Linked DNA regions of Homo sapiens: region 2 is linked to region 1. The links are chromatin contacts, found by Hi-C or POLR2A ChIA-PET in ENCODE. All regions are on one chromosome and are shown on one strand. Each heading gives the region's core, a stretch centred on a gene start or an enhancer-like site at or near the end of the contact. The rest is flanking DNA. Distances are from core to core; before and after follow the strand shown. Region 1 holds the start of LYPD6 (LY6/PLAUR domain containing 6). Region 2 overlaps LYPD6 (LY6/PLAUR domain containing 6).

Evidence for each region. Hi-C counts contacts between places; a loop is a spot of excess contacts on that map. ChIA-PET counts read pairs that join two places held with the same protein, here RNA polymerase II (POLR2A). Pooled maps may share reads with other maps.
Region 2: a loop to region 1 is called in a map of endothelial cell of umbilical vein, with 4 times the contacts of the local background. The contact joins the enhancer-like site here to the promoter of LYPD6 in region 1. A Hi-C loop is called at or near these places in 1 of 168 maps with a recorded cell type or tissue (endothelial cell of umbilical vein) and 1 of 50 pooled maps. POLR2A ChIA-PET finds 5 or more read pairs at or near these places in 4 of 52 experiments (HEK293, Panc1, activated CD4-positive, alpha-beta T cell and 1 more).

The regions. Positions count from the first base shown.
Region 1 is chr2:149,328,058-149,335,273 of GRCh38, reverse strand. LYPD6 (LY6/PLAUR domain containing 6) reads right to left here and starts at 4,687. Exons shown (of 5, transcript NM_194317.5): 1 at 4,552-4,687. It overlaps MIR9899 (microRNA 9899), which reads left to right and starts at 4,901; the gene lies at 4,901-4,996. RefSeq lists a silencer at 4,601-5,070.
Region 2 is chr2:149,362,092-149,369,307 of GRCh38, reverse strand. The region is part of intron 1 of LYPD6 (LY6/PLAUR domain containing 6); the gene reads right to left. It also overlaps the pseudogene LOC124906190. Among named protein-coding and RNA genes, the nearest start is that of LYPD6, 35 kb to the right of the region's middle. Within about 2 kb of position 2,932, at least 3 of the 41 ENCODE cell types and tissues checked have a DNase peak (open chromatin) inside an H3K27ac peak, as active enhancers do; they include endothelial cell of umbilical vein, where a contact is called at or near this core.

The sequences.
Region 1 (7,216 bases), core at 3,438-5,937:
ATCTTGTCCCACTGGAAGGTCTTCAGGGGCAATAACACGCATGGAGCTGACATCTCCTATGATAACAATGCTTTCTTCTGGAATACCTCCTGAAGGACCTGCCTGAGGCTGTTTACAGTTCACTTTAAAAAAAAAAATAAGTAGGAGTTCTCTCTAAGATAATGATAAATTGCATTAACAGTAAATACATAAATCAGTAACATAGGTGTTTAATATCATTCTCAAGTAGTATGTACTGTACATAATTGTACGTGCTATACTCTTCTAAGACTGGTAACACAGTAAGTGTGTTTACACAAGCATTACCACAGGTAAGTAATGTGTTGTGCCACGACATCACCACAGCTAAGATGTCACTAGGTGATAGGAATTTTTCAGCTCCACTATACTCGTATGGGACCACCATCATATAAGCAGTGCATTCTTGACCCAAACATTGTTATGAGGTGCATGACTGTATTTTCCTTTTTTAACTCTAATACGTCAATCCCCCTTCTTCAGAAAAAAAAAAAAAAAATCGTTACTTGCTGTAATCTGTGTTTACTTTGAATATCCATCTCCCAATCATCCACAGGGACACGGGTCTGGTTTCTTGGCCCCCAGTCCTTCTGGAAACCCCTCCCCTGACTGGAGCCCCCAAGGACACCAGTCAATCCCCCAGCAATACCCCAGATTGCTGTCACGTACACACCAGGCTTCTTCAATATACTTAGGTGAAGGCCATCTAGTCTTGGTGATTTATCTGTAATTAGTCTGCTGATTAGGTCTGGAATATCCTCAGCACTTGCCACTTCTTGATCTATTACCTCCAATGTGTGTATTGCTTGAGAAAGCCTGGGTGTAGGAATATTACTCAGCAAAAACAGAAGCAAAGAATTCATTTACACGCTGTTTTATCTCTTTTTATCTCCCAGTACATGTTTGGTATGATGAAAGATGAGTAGTTCCACAATCCTTATTTCACAGTATTTAAGGGACTTTCATTATCGTTTTGGAAATCCATTGCAAGGATTTTTTTTTAACAAATTCACTTTTGGTTATCCCATTTCTAGTATGCCTGGGATCTGTTGCCCTTCATAAGGTCAATTTAATAAACTGACCCTTCAAATTTTCCTTTTTCATTACATGTATCCAGGTAAGCTTTCTTTTTCTTTTCTTTACTTTCCCTATGTGTTTTCACTATGAGTTTAGTGTTTTACAGAGCTTGGGTACAAGACTTGTTTTTCTTATCACTTTTGGGTTTCTATAAGGTAATTCGTATGCTTCCCACTTTCTTATGGGTAAATTAAGTATTTCTTTTCATTTCTTCCCTAACATATCAGCATTGAATTCCCTTTTAGAGACTGATTATACTCTTGATGTCCTTCTTTGGAGTCCCCTCTTCCATTAGAAGACTTAATTGAATTGAAACACATATCATTCATCATTACATGCTGCAATCTGTGTTACATCTGGTAGGCACTCTGAACAGTTCCTGAAAGAATGTATGATACCAACAGCTAACAATAACGGGGCATTTGGTAGGTGTAAGGTCCCATCCCAAGCATTTTAAATGCATTGTGTCATTAGATTTCAGGCACCAGACGGTAAACTTCATTAGCAAGGAGTTTGCACATGTATCCCTAGCATCTAGAGCAGAGCTGGTACCTAATAGGCAATTGCTGAATATTTGCTGCATGAATAAATTTTAAAAACTGCATGAGGTAGGTGCATTATTCATGCTTTACACATAAGAAAACTAAAGCACAGAGAAGTTCTATCATTTTTTGAAGTCCCACAGTTAGTGTATGTGAAGACAAGACTTGAATCCAAAGCCCACATACTTAACCAAGACTTACTAGTAGTAAGCTCAACACTTAACCACGTTATTGCAAATGAGATTAATCTCATTAATAAATAGTATGCAATGACACAAGTAAATATTGTAAGCAATCATTTTCCAAGAAAAGATTTGCAGATGATGAGCCCTTAAAAAATAATCAGATAGGCAGATATCTGTACGCTTCTTATTGCTAGCTTTGCAAGTAAAAATATGATTTCTCTCTAACCAATGTCTTCTGCTACATTTGTACACTAGTCAATGAGGATTTCAGGACTTTTGATAAGTGGGTGCTTTTTGTGTTTCCAGAGTAGTTCTGATTTTATTTAAGTCATCTATTTTGTCAATTCTTTTTAAAATAAGAATAGCACTAATGAGATATTCATTTATTATTTCTATTGTTAATCGTCTACAGAGCTTATAAGGAGTGTGTTTATAAAATAGGAGACTTACATATTTCTCACACATCTCTCCTACTGTTACTTGTCTTTCTGAAACATTACAATTAGGACATCATCCTTTAGGGGTTTGATTATATGTACCTTTAACAACTCATTAGCAAAAATAACGTATCTCTTTGAAAAGGGTAGCTCTTTAAAACTATTCCTAGTTTTCACCTTAATTCTTTATCAGCCCTCACCTTAGTGGGAGCTAAATGATATTGAGCAGACAGCAAAGCCTTTTGGGGATGATTCACAATGGTCCCTCAAGCTATGGGTTAAACAGTAAAAAGAGGTGCAGAAATCAGAAGTAGGTAAACAACAAAGAAGTAGGTAAACACCAAAAAGGAAGGAAGGAAGGGAACGGGTGAGGTAGGAAAGAATTTGAAAAACACTTGACTGAACTCTGCTATTGATCTTGGAAAAGTCAATCTTTGAAAGCCTCAGTTGTTTCATCTGTGAAATGGGGATGATAAAGATATGATTTCCTCAGACACTTTAATAGTAGATTTCAATATGCCATATAAACTATCCAGTATGATACAACACATGGTATGGTTTTTTACTTGATATTATTTGCCTAGAATCAGCCCGATTTATGCATTATGTACTATAAACATTCACCTTACAAAGACTGTCAACAGCTTGAGAGTGTAGCTTCATCAATTGTCTGTCTTAATTGGTCTGGAAGCATTTCCATTATTTCTAACTCAAGGAACCATTTCACAATTTTTAACAAGCTTTGTGTGCCTACAAGCTCAGAAAGCTTACTGTGTGCTCTCAGGACTAGAGTTCTATAAACCTCTATTTAAACAAGGAAGCCTCTTTTAAGTCTTATTTCAGTCTGGTGCCTTTGGTCGAGGTGGAAACTAAAATTGAAAACAGATAGATGTTTTACATTTAAATGGGTTTAACATAAATGTGCATTAACCCATTTCATGGGCGATTGCACAAATACCTTTTGCAAACTTGGTACACGTGAGCGCATATACAGTAACCATTAATGTCTTCTAGAGAAATAAGGTGCAGATCCAAAATTTTAAACAGCTAGCTCGAGTTCCTCTCACTCGAAAGAAAATGTAATGGCTTTAAGGGAATTGCTCTAATAATATCATGGCATCTGCAATGGCTGGCCAGAGCAGAGCAGAACAGTGTGTATGTCACCGCAAGTCAATTTAACAAGAAATAAGCTTCCCCCTGGAGAATCTAAACTCCCTTGCCTCCCACAAAGAAAATTGAATTTTGGAGGTCACACCTTGGGTAGGTTACCATAGAAAGAAGCTTAACATTCTTTTTGTCATATGCTCTGGGAGGTCAATGCTGTTCTTCCAACAAGTGACTACCAAAGACCCTCTTCCATTCCCCCCCACCCAATTCTCTCCCCCGATCCCATTATAACAAGTCTTTGGAGTCCTCTAGGAAACGGGATGTGATTGTGACACTTGAAAATGCCAAGGACCACACCGAAGGCAATCATGCTCAAACACCAAGTTTTGAGCCCCGCAGTGAGGAGCAGGGCAGATACTGGGGCGGGAGAGGGGACTGGAGGAGGGCAGCGGTAGAGATAGTGAGGATATGGTGGGGGTCAGAGCGAGTCAGACCGTCAGATAGTGAGCTTTAGGTTGTAACTGAACGCTTAGCCAAATGTGAATCAACGGAACTGCTGTTACCGGAGAGAAAAACAGGTCGCCAAGTCAAGCCCAGGCCAAATCCCAACTCTGTGGGTGGATGGTCCCTTCCCTGGGTTGTCGGGGTGGATGGCTGAAAGGCCTAGCGTGGTCTTGCAGCGGCGGGGAGGTACCTCCAGCACACTGCACCTCCCTTAGAGGCTCCGGGTGGCCGCAGCCGGGCTACCGCCACTGCCCCCCGCCCCGCAGCAACATGTGGGGTGCTGCCAGTCCGCCGCCCAGGAACTCCCTCCGGCTGGAGTTCCTGGTGGACGCATGTTGGGCCGTGAGAAGATGCTGAATTACTCCTGGGAAAGGTTCCTCCAGCCTTGAACTTGGCAGCTCCTGACCTTTCCATCCCACCCTCCACGCGCCAGCCCAACACACACGAGTACACACGCCCCTCTGGACCCGTCCAGGCTACTCGCGGGGCTCTCTGCCCACTAGGGGCAAAACGCCGGAGGCCGGGACCCCAGTTCCTCTGGCCCCAGGGGACTGCCCTAGCATCGGGTAGTTCCAGGGACTCAGCGCACTCCCTGCCTTGGCCAGGCCCCGCCTAAGCCGGGGCCGCTGGCACCAATCCCCTGTTCTTTTGTGCTCTCCCGGGAAGCCCGCCTCTACTCACCCGGGCTGCGCGCGGATTCCGGCCGCCAGCTGCAGCCCGCTGCCCCATCCCACGAACACTGCGGCGCCCCCAGAGTGTGCAATGCGGCGCCCCGCCAGCCCGCTGCCGGAGCCCGGGAGCTCAGGGAAGGAGCGAGGGAGCGCAGCGGGGAGAGGCGGGGGGCGGCTAGGGGCGCGCGCGCCACTCCCACTCGCGCCGGGCACTGGCCGCCGCCCGCAGCCGCGGCCGGCCCGGCCTCGAGGGCCGCGGGACCAATCAGCGCGCGCGGGGGGAGCGGAGCCCTCCGCGGGGCGCGCTCATTGGCCCGGCGCGCGCGGCCCAACTCCGGGAGAATCGGCCTGAGCGCCAAGTCTGCAAACTCCGGCCAGCGGGAGCCGACCGCCCGGCGCAGGTGGGGCACCCGGGCGCCGCGCTCCCGCCCGCAGGGTGAGCGGAACTGGAGAGATTTGGGACCTTCCCGGGAAGCCTGTTCCCAGTGAGCGTTGGAAGCGAGCAGTGTTTGCTCAGGGTGCACCGATACCTTCCTGTGCGCGACCCCCTGGCGCCTCTCCCTAGCCGCCAGCCTCAGCCGGGCCAGCAGCTGCGTGCGTGGCTGCAGGCCCGGCAGTGTGAAATGACCCTGGCCAAATCTCACTCCCCGCCATCCCCTGGGCCCCGCGAAATCCGCCGGACCGCAGAGCTCAAGAGCAAGTGAAGCTCCGAACCCAGGGAAGGCGGAGACCACTTGACGTTTGCAGTAAAAGACCTAAGCTGCGGGGCGGAGCATGGAGGCGGTGGGAAGAGCCAGGAAGGCAGGTCTTAGGAAGTGGGAATCCGGTTATGGGTTTGGTGCAAAAAAGTCCAGGGCATAATACTGCCACCCTCTGCCCAACCCTTCCTCCAGTTAAAGCCCCTGCAGCCCTCTTGGGACGTATTGGTTTTTCTCTTCCTTGTTGTAAATCGTGTTTGACCCCCCTGGACGGTTCGATCTAGAGCCTTAGAGTGGAAGTGGGTCATAGTCCTACTCTCCCCTGAGCAGCGCGGGGGGCCGGCGGGGAGCCGGGGTGACCGGGGAAGGTCCCCAGGAAGGTCTGGAAGGACTCCACGGATATGCCCGGAAACTCGGAACCAGCCTCCCCACCTCCCCCCGAACTTGGCCTGCAAGGCTACCTTCGTAAGGGCGGCCCGCCATGTGGCTATTTGTCGATCTTTGAGACCCCTCCACCTTCTCCTTGGATTTTCTACCCCTGGAGCATTTTTTCAGGCCTCTCCTGAATCACCCTGCCTTCCCAATAATCTATCCATCCCAACATAAAAACATTCTTACTCTTTTTTAAATTAAACTTCCTTCCCCAGTCCCTCTATTTGGAAGGGCCTAGGATAACCTATTTTTGATCGACAGCTGCTAGACCTCAGAAAGTTTTTCTCTTAGTGTATGTGCACAGGCTTGCCCAAGCTCAGGGTTCAAGTAGGCAAAAAATAATTAGCGCCCCCTCAAGGTGGAGATCGCTGCCGCGCTGTCTTCCTGCAGGGCTCAGCAGGGTGAATGAATTGAATATGAATTAATCAACCTGAACTTGGAAATGTCTCTCCGTGTCTAGGCAGGTTACCTCTGCGGGTTAGCATCTACTAATGAGGGCATGTCCCGGGTGTCACTGCTGACACTCATTTAGTTTCCAGTTGGCAGTTCCGGTCCATGTACTTATTCACTTTATTTAAAAAAAATCGGTGCATAGTTTAGTGAAAATATTCATATTTGGGTTCAAAGTGAAGTTCAACGTATTAATGCAGTTTATGAGAGCCGAGTTCCTGGTAGAGATGGAACCCTTAGGATCTCTTTTCAGAAATATATTTTCAAAGAAGGCTGGAAAGATATGCATATGAAATGTCTGCAGTGGTTATCTCTGCGTGTTGGGATAATGGATGGTTTTCTTGTTCTTTATACTTTACGGTATTTTCTAAAGAACATTAATATTAATTTAAAAATTTTTTTAAAATGTTGACTACCAACATACAACACTCCTCAGGCATCAGAAGAGCGAAAATGTTAAATCTTCCTTCTGCTTTTCCCTTCACATCTTGTCAATCGCCCAGTCCTGTGTTTCTGTCTCCTAGGATGACTTCTAGATCCATCCCTCCCAGCATCTCTATTTCACTGCCAGACCTCATCATGCCTTACCAGCGCTTCAGCAACAGGCTTTCACTGCTCTGCTCTCCAGTCGACCACACGCTGCCCTCTCTATTTCAGAATCACTAATGTAATCATGTCACTTTCAAGCTTAAAATTCTTCAGTTCCAACCCCACTGTGAGGAAGTTCAAATGGAGCCTGGTTGGCAAGGCGTTTCCTTCCCAGTCCGTTCCCAGCTTTCCACGTTGGTCTCATCTTCTGTCCTCACAGTTCCGCAGGCAGGATGGTTCTGCTCCACCTACAACTGCCTGTCCGTGGACCTTCACACACCCATGTCTAAGATTTCATAGTGCTAGAATGCTGTGCTTCTCTTCCTTCTCAACTCTCTCCTGCCCCAACAGCAAGTTCCTATCTTTGCTTCAAGATTCACTTCGAATACCACCTTTTTAAAAATCAAGTCTTCGAAACTGCCCGGGGCAGAATTAAGCAACGCCTTCTTTCTGTACATCAGAAGCAAGCTTTTTTTTTTTTTTTTTTTTTTTTTTTTGACGGAGTCT
Region 2 (7,216 bases), core at 1,683-4,182, 36 kb before region 1:
TGCTCCTGGAGACTTTTTGGGTCCTAGTTCCAGAACCTTGAGTGCCTTTGATAACCTAAATTCTAAAAAGTGTGTTTTTGCTTGAGCTAGCTTGTGTTGGCTCCCGTGGCCTGTAACCCCGGGAACCTTGATTATCATACCACTCATTTCTCCTCCTCTCTTACAGTGTCCTCTCCCCTCTAACTGCAGATGTCACAGGCACTCACCCTTCACCCTATTTCTCCTCTGGGTCCGCATACTCTCCCCTGGTGGTCTCCTCCACATTCACCTGAGCTCCAGATCTGGACACCCTGAAACACTGCTCATCTCTGCTCAGATTCCTACAAACTCCTATAATTAATAATTCCAAAACTAAACTCAAACGTATCACTTTCCCAATATTTTGTAGACTGGCGAGTCACCCCACCATCTACCCAGTCACTAAAGTCAGAAATCTAAGTCAAGCTTCCCTTCTTCCTCTGTTTCCCGCTCCACAACCAGTGCCATCACCCTGTCTTGATGATTCTGCATCTTTAGGATCTCAAATTCATTATCTCCTCTTCCTCTGACTTCACTGTATTTTAGACCCCCTCTCCCTTCACCTACATACTATTTGGTCTTCTTGTCGCCTAACACCCCTCCAATCCTTCTCTACTTCTAAAGCACAATCTGATTGGATTATCCCTTGATTCCTTTAAGGTAAAGTCCAAAATCCCTGGAACAACATCCAAGAACTCTGATGATCATTTTATTCCTGCCTACCTTGCCAGTCTCATCTTTTTATTTTTTATTTGTAGAGACAGGGTCTCACTCTGTCACCCAGGCTGGAGTGCAGTGGTGCAATCATAGATCACTGAAGCCTCTGACTGCTGGGCTCAAGTGATCCTCATGCCTCAGCCTCCTGAATAGCTGGGATTTCAGGCATCACCACACCCAGCTCCAGCCTCAATTTTTACTACTTTCCAAGAAGTCCCCTAAACTCCATCCATACTGAACAACTTGCAGTTTTGTGAGGTCCCAAATGCTCTCCTGCTTCTAAACCTTTATACCTAATACTCCAATGCCTCCCAGCAAAGCCTGCCTTCATTTCTTCAAAGGTTAAGTCCAACTAATTCAACTCTGTGTCACCTCTTCCAGGAAGCCTTCCTTGAGTGATGTCTAATACTCACCCACCTGCAACTTAGGATTAGGTTTACAGCCTCTGTGCTCACACAGTAGCTTTTGCATAACTTTTTCTCAGGCTTTTTGATGATATTCGGTAATTGTGCACTTCCATCTGTGTCTCTTCCATAAGACTGTAAGTTCCTTAAAGGAAGAGACGGTGTCTTTCTTCTACTTATATTCACGGTACCTGCGATTCAAAAAAGGCTTTTTGGATACCTTGTCCTGGAACACCCAGCCAGGAATTAATGAGATAAAAAGAAAACTGAAAATCTCCAGAACCAGAATATATTCCTTTCCCTCTAACACACCTTTGAAAATGAGAAGGAAAAGATAAGGGTATGTTTTTTCCCATTGTTTTGCTGGAGCTCGGAAGCCTCTTCTTTCTCTTGCTTGAGATTGCTCAAGGAGGTTGTTCTTTATGTGCATTTACAGAGTGGTTGGTCTTTCATGCCCTGCACAGTGCTAGCCCAGGGCTCCACAATCCAGTTCAGCACAAAGCGCTAGCTATGACCTCACAAAGGTTTTGTAAATATTTTAACTACGAAAAAAAGGTCTCTTCCCTCAAAGAATCTAAGATCCTGAAGGCTTGTTGGGATGGAGTCACATATCTCCTTGGCCTAGGATCCTAAGGTGCCCCTCGATCTGGTGTTAATGCGCTTGTGTAATCTCCTGCCCTTTAGTGTCGGCTGTTCTAGTGACTCTCTAACCAACAGAATATAGCAAAGATGGTGGATGTCTTTCCAGCAGACTATCTCTTGCTGGCTTTGAGGAGGCAAGTTCCAATGTTGAGAAGGCCCACATAACCAGGAACTGAAGGTGGCCTCCAAAGCAGTTAGGAACTGAGGCCCTCAGTCCAAAAGCCCTCAACAAACTGGATTATGCGGCAACCATGGGAGCATGGAAGTGGATCTTTCCCGGTTGAGCTTTCAGATGAGATCCCTGTCCTGGCTAACAACCGATTGCAGCCTTGTAATAGACCCTGAAGCACAGGACCCACCTAAGCCATACAAAATTTGAGATAATAAATGTTTGTTGTTTTACTTGTGGCAATTTGTTATGCAACAACAAATAATTCATACAATCTCCTTTATCCTGATTGACAGTCTAGCACCTGTAAAAAAGAAAAAAAAAACTTTTGTTTTTCAGCAGTTACATAGGAAGCCAGCATCATGTAAACGTTTAACTAAAAATGAAATAGCCTCTAAAAACAGGCTTGTAAATCATTTTCGTATTCTAAAAGCTAAGGCTAAAAGAATCACACATGACAGTGTGTAAAATGAAGTGGGGGGGAATGGAAACAAAGTTAAAACTTGTAAAGGGGCCCTGGAGAAAATCTGCAGGCTCCATTGGTTTATTTAACTTTTAAATCTTACTAAATTTGCTAGATGTGTGTTAGCATTCATGGTTCATTTACTTTTATTCTGACTTCTATAAATAGGTACTCTATGAGCCCTGATAAATGATTTAAAATCTTGCTTGACTTCAATAAAAAAATTAGCAAGTTAATCTTAAAAATTCTACACACAGAAATGAATGAAAACCTTCCTCTGGGCCAACCTCCACCCCCTGCAAGTGCACCTCCCCCAGTCCCTGGACTCTTCTTGCCATCCTTGTTCTTTTTCTCTGGCTCTGTGTTTATAATATCTGGCATTCTCCCAAATCACCTAGCTCTGGTTCTCTTGTAAAAACAAACAGAAGCTACCTGGGGCTCTTTATTCTCGCTCATTTACATTCTTTCTCTGCCAAGGGGTCAGGGATGTCAGAGTTGGTGGCAACCAGTCAAGCCCAGCATGGAATGGCCCTTATCTACCAATGCAGTGTTTTCCTGCCTGTGAACACGCCGGCATTTATTTATCTAAAATTGTAAGTAAAAATGTAGGTAACTGCCACAAATCAGAGACTAATGAATCTAAAAGTTCAGCCCAGAGCTATGACAAAAAGTAGACAAAAGCCTTATACAAAGCTCACATTTAATAAAAAAGGCAGGCAGTGGGTGAAAGGTGGAGATATAATCTATATGACCCATAAAATATATGGAAAACAAAAGCAAATGTGAAATTCCATGTGGTTTAATCATACAGAATGCAAGTTTGAATAATTAGCCACCCACACTGAAGCACAGCTTCCTTGTAAGTCATTAGTTGATGTGAGCTGAGAGTAATGTCGGTGTCATGTGTTCCACTAGTTGCACACATACGGTTATAAGATCTATCAGAATGTTCAACAGCTCTCCTCTCTGCCCTGATAGCCAGGGTTAGTCATCTAAATTGGTGTGTCCATTAACAGCATTTTTGAACTCCCAAGATTAAAATTGGTTGTTGAGGAACAAAAACATCAGATATCATAGTTTGTGGTCCTCCAAGGCTCAACCCTACCTGTCAAAATTTTATTCCTTAATATTTAATTTCTCTTCACTTCTCAGCCTTTTGGCTAAGATCAAGTGTAGTAGCTGTTCTTATCAGTTTAATATTTAATTTTTCTCATTAGGAAGAATGTAAATTAAATTAAATTTTTTTCCTAGGGAAGGAGGAGCAATAATAAAAATAAACGTTGAGAAACACAGCTGTAAATATGTAGAATTCTAAATGAGCACACAGAGAAGAAAATAAGCGTAAGAAATGCAGACACTGAAAAAAAAATCCTTAATAACAATCCAATAACCAGATCCATTTGTGCATTAAAAAAGCAGCAGAACTAGCGAAAGCCAAAGACAGGTTCTGACACAACACTGGAAACTCTGAACTTGAAATCAGAAGACCTACATTGATTCAGTTCCTAACATGTGATTATAAGTTGCACAACCTTAGAGAAAAGCTACTTATTTGGGTTCCTTTTCCTTTCTCTGTAAAAATAGAATGGAAATGTCTAATTCCAAGGTCCCTGCAATAGTTAAATGAGATAGTATTCATGAGGTGCTTTGCCAACAAGATGATGTGGTTCAGTTGAAAGGTAACATCATCCAGCAGAATTATCTGAACATTGGAGAGCTTTGCATGGGCAAAAGATTATATTAATAAGCCTAGAAGTGACACTACTGTGAATTAGTGGTTCAAGAGTGTTAGAGTGATGAAGGGGCTGTTCATTAGGAATAGTATGTCCTGTGTAGCAAAACACACCAATGACCTAAAGTGACTGATCTATTTTAAGGGGATAGTGAGAGAGATTCAAACCACTAAGAGATAGTGAGAGAATGCTTTTCTCCTATCAACTAAACCAGTGGTTTCAGCTTCAAATCACCTGGGGTGATTTTGAAAACTTCTGAAAAATGTCTGAACCTAGAAGATTGTGAGTACTCCAGAGATGCTACAGAGTAAGTGAACAATGACAAAGTTGCCGTGAGATATGCATTCTCATACACTACTGGTGGGAGTGTTAATTAGTACAGCCTTTAGGGAATACAATCTATTAATATGTATCTTTTTCTTGTTTGGTTTGATTTTAATGTTTTAAGTTGGTACCCTTCCTGGAGTAATTCTATGTCTAAGAATTCATCCCAGGGAAACAATGAGAGAGGAACAAAAATGTATCCAAAAGGATGCCCCTCAAAGTATCATTTTATGTCTGTATGTTGCACCAATCAGGATAGCTTGACTTTGAACATGCAAAAAAAAAAAAAAAAATTGTACTCTGTAAATCCATGTCATGGGCGGGAATATCTGACAAGTAAACAAAAGAAACAATAAATCAAAACAAGATGCTGTAAAAAGTCAGGTGTCATCTCAGCCAAAACTCATTAATTTTTCAAAAAGTTGAGAATTTGCCAATGAATTCAGGTCTGGTCAGGTCAGGCCTTCCATCATCCTGGTGATTTCAACTAACCTCAAAATCAAACAGCAGACAATTAGCAATTAAAGCATCTTAAAGGAATAAGTAACATTGCAGGCTAAGGCAGGACAGGGAAAAAGAGAATCAAATGTATTTCACTGGCTTTCTTTTTAAATTCCCTATCTTCTTGAGTCAGGACTCCCCAGGATTTGCAACTCAACACTGGCCTAAGATTCTCCACCACAAATGACTTTGCATTCTCAAGAGATTAACTGTTCACTCAAAGCCCTTCTGAAAAGCTGCTGAAATCATTGCAAATCTTCTATAAGTCGTACCTTCCTATGGGCTACAAGATAAAAATACTAGCTAAGGAGTGAGATAAGAAAGGCTCATTTTTTTAAAAGTAGGAAAGAAAATAAAGTTCTATGAAGGAGACTAAATTCTGAGCTTTCAGATTTTTAGTGTCAACAACCCAAAATATAAGAATGAGAACTAGGAGGGCAAAAGAGCATTTTTATCAAATGCATTTACCAAATATTATTAAGCCCCTACTCACCAAATGAATCAGACCAGCCAGGTAATCCTGGTATGAGGAAATCTGCAAAAGATCTACATCAACCAAATATATACTTATAAATAGCATATGTGTAGTGCCTGCTGTTTCTCAAAGCACTTTCCCATGTGATTTATCATTCAGTCTTCATATTAACCCCATAAGGTAAGCAGAAAAGGAATGATTTAACAAAGACAGGCACACAGATCTAGGTTAGCTGACTTGCCCACATTTACAGAGCCAACTGATTACTGAAGGCATCAATATTCAAATCTAGCTCTTCCAATTTTCTTCACGACATATCACACTAGGACAGCACACATAAATTGCATATATGTGACATGAGAACATGACTAAGCAGGATACAGCGCTGTGGCCACAGACCTGGGAGCCAGACTGCTCACTTCCAAGTCCCAGTGCCATCACATATTGGGTAGTGTGATTGGGGGAAAATTATTAAAACACTTTGTGCATCAGTTTTCTCATCTGCCAAATAGGGATAATAATGGTGCCATACAGTGATTATGAAGATCAAGTATAAATGTTGACCACAGTGACTGGCACACAGCAAAAGGTTCAATAAATGTTAGCTTTGATCATCATGGGCATCGAGAACAATTCTCTTGATTAGTCAAGGTCAGATGCAAATACACTAAGCCCAACTGCATGTTACATGTAAGTGCTGTTGATGGGGTTCAGAACATACTAACCCAAAATATGGCACCTTGGCATAGTGAAACTTTAAGGCTAAAGGAATGTGAGAAAAATTCCTTCAGTAGCAGGACGGTCTCTCTGACCTGCCCCCATACTTCTCCGCTGAAGCTGGTCAAAAAACTTAAGAAGGACTTTCTAACTTTCCCTTGAAGCAGATCATTGACCCTCATCTAAGAGGTGCTTCCCTATACCAGGACAAAAGGAACATCCTTGTCGCTAAAGATGAAGCGCCACTGTTTTGAGTTGAAAGTATCCCCCAAATTGCACGTGTTGAAAACTTAATCTCCCATGCAACAGTGTTGAGAGGTGGGATCTTTAAGAGGTGACTCGGAATGGATTAATGTCATTATCTTGGGAGTGGGTTATTTATCATAAGAGTACGTTCCTAAGAAAATAATGAGTTCTAGCCCCCTTCACTTCTCACCCTCTCATATGCACTCTCCTTCCCTTCTACCTTCTGCCATGGGATGATGTAGCAAAAAGGCCCCCAGCAGATGCCAGATCCTTGATATTTAACTTCTCAGACTCTGGAACCATGAAACAAGTAAACTTATATTGTTTATAAGTTGCCTAGTCTCAGCCATTCTGTTGTAGCAGCACAAAATGGATTAAGACAGTCATGGGCAGAATCTGAACAAACAGACCTTTCTAAGTTCTCCTCAATTTATTCCTATTACATTATACCCTTTTTATCCCATCATATTTCTCCACAACTATCCACTCGTTATCAAACCTAGCCTAAAAATACTCAGGTTTACCCATTTCTGTGGGTCTCAATTTCCTTATGAAGGCTCCCATGTCACATAAAAATTTATTAAATAAATTTGTATGCTTTTCTCTTGTTAATCTGTTTTTTGTCATAGAGGCCTCATCCATAAACCTACAATGGGTAGAGAAAAAAATATTTTTCCTCTCCTCCACTGTATTAGTTTCCTATTGCTGCTGTAACAAATTACCACAAAATTAGTAGCTCGAAACTTACACAAATGTGTTATCTCAAAGTTCTGAAGGTCAGAAGTCCAATATGGGTCTTACTGGGCT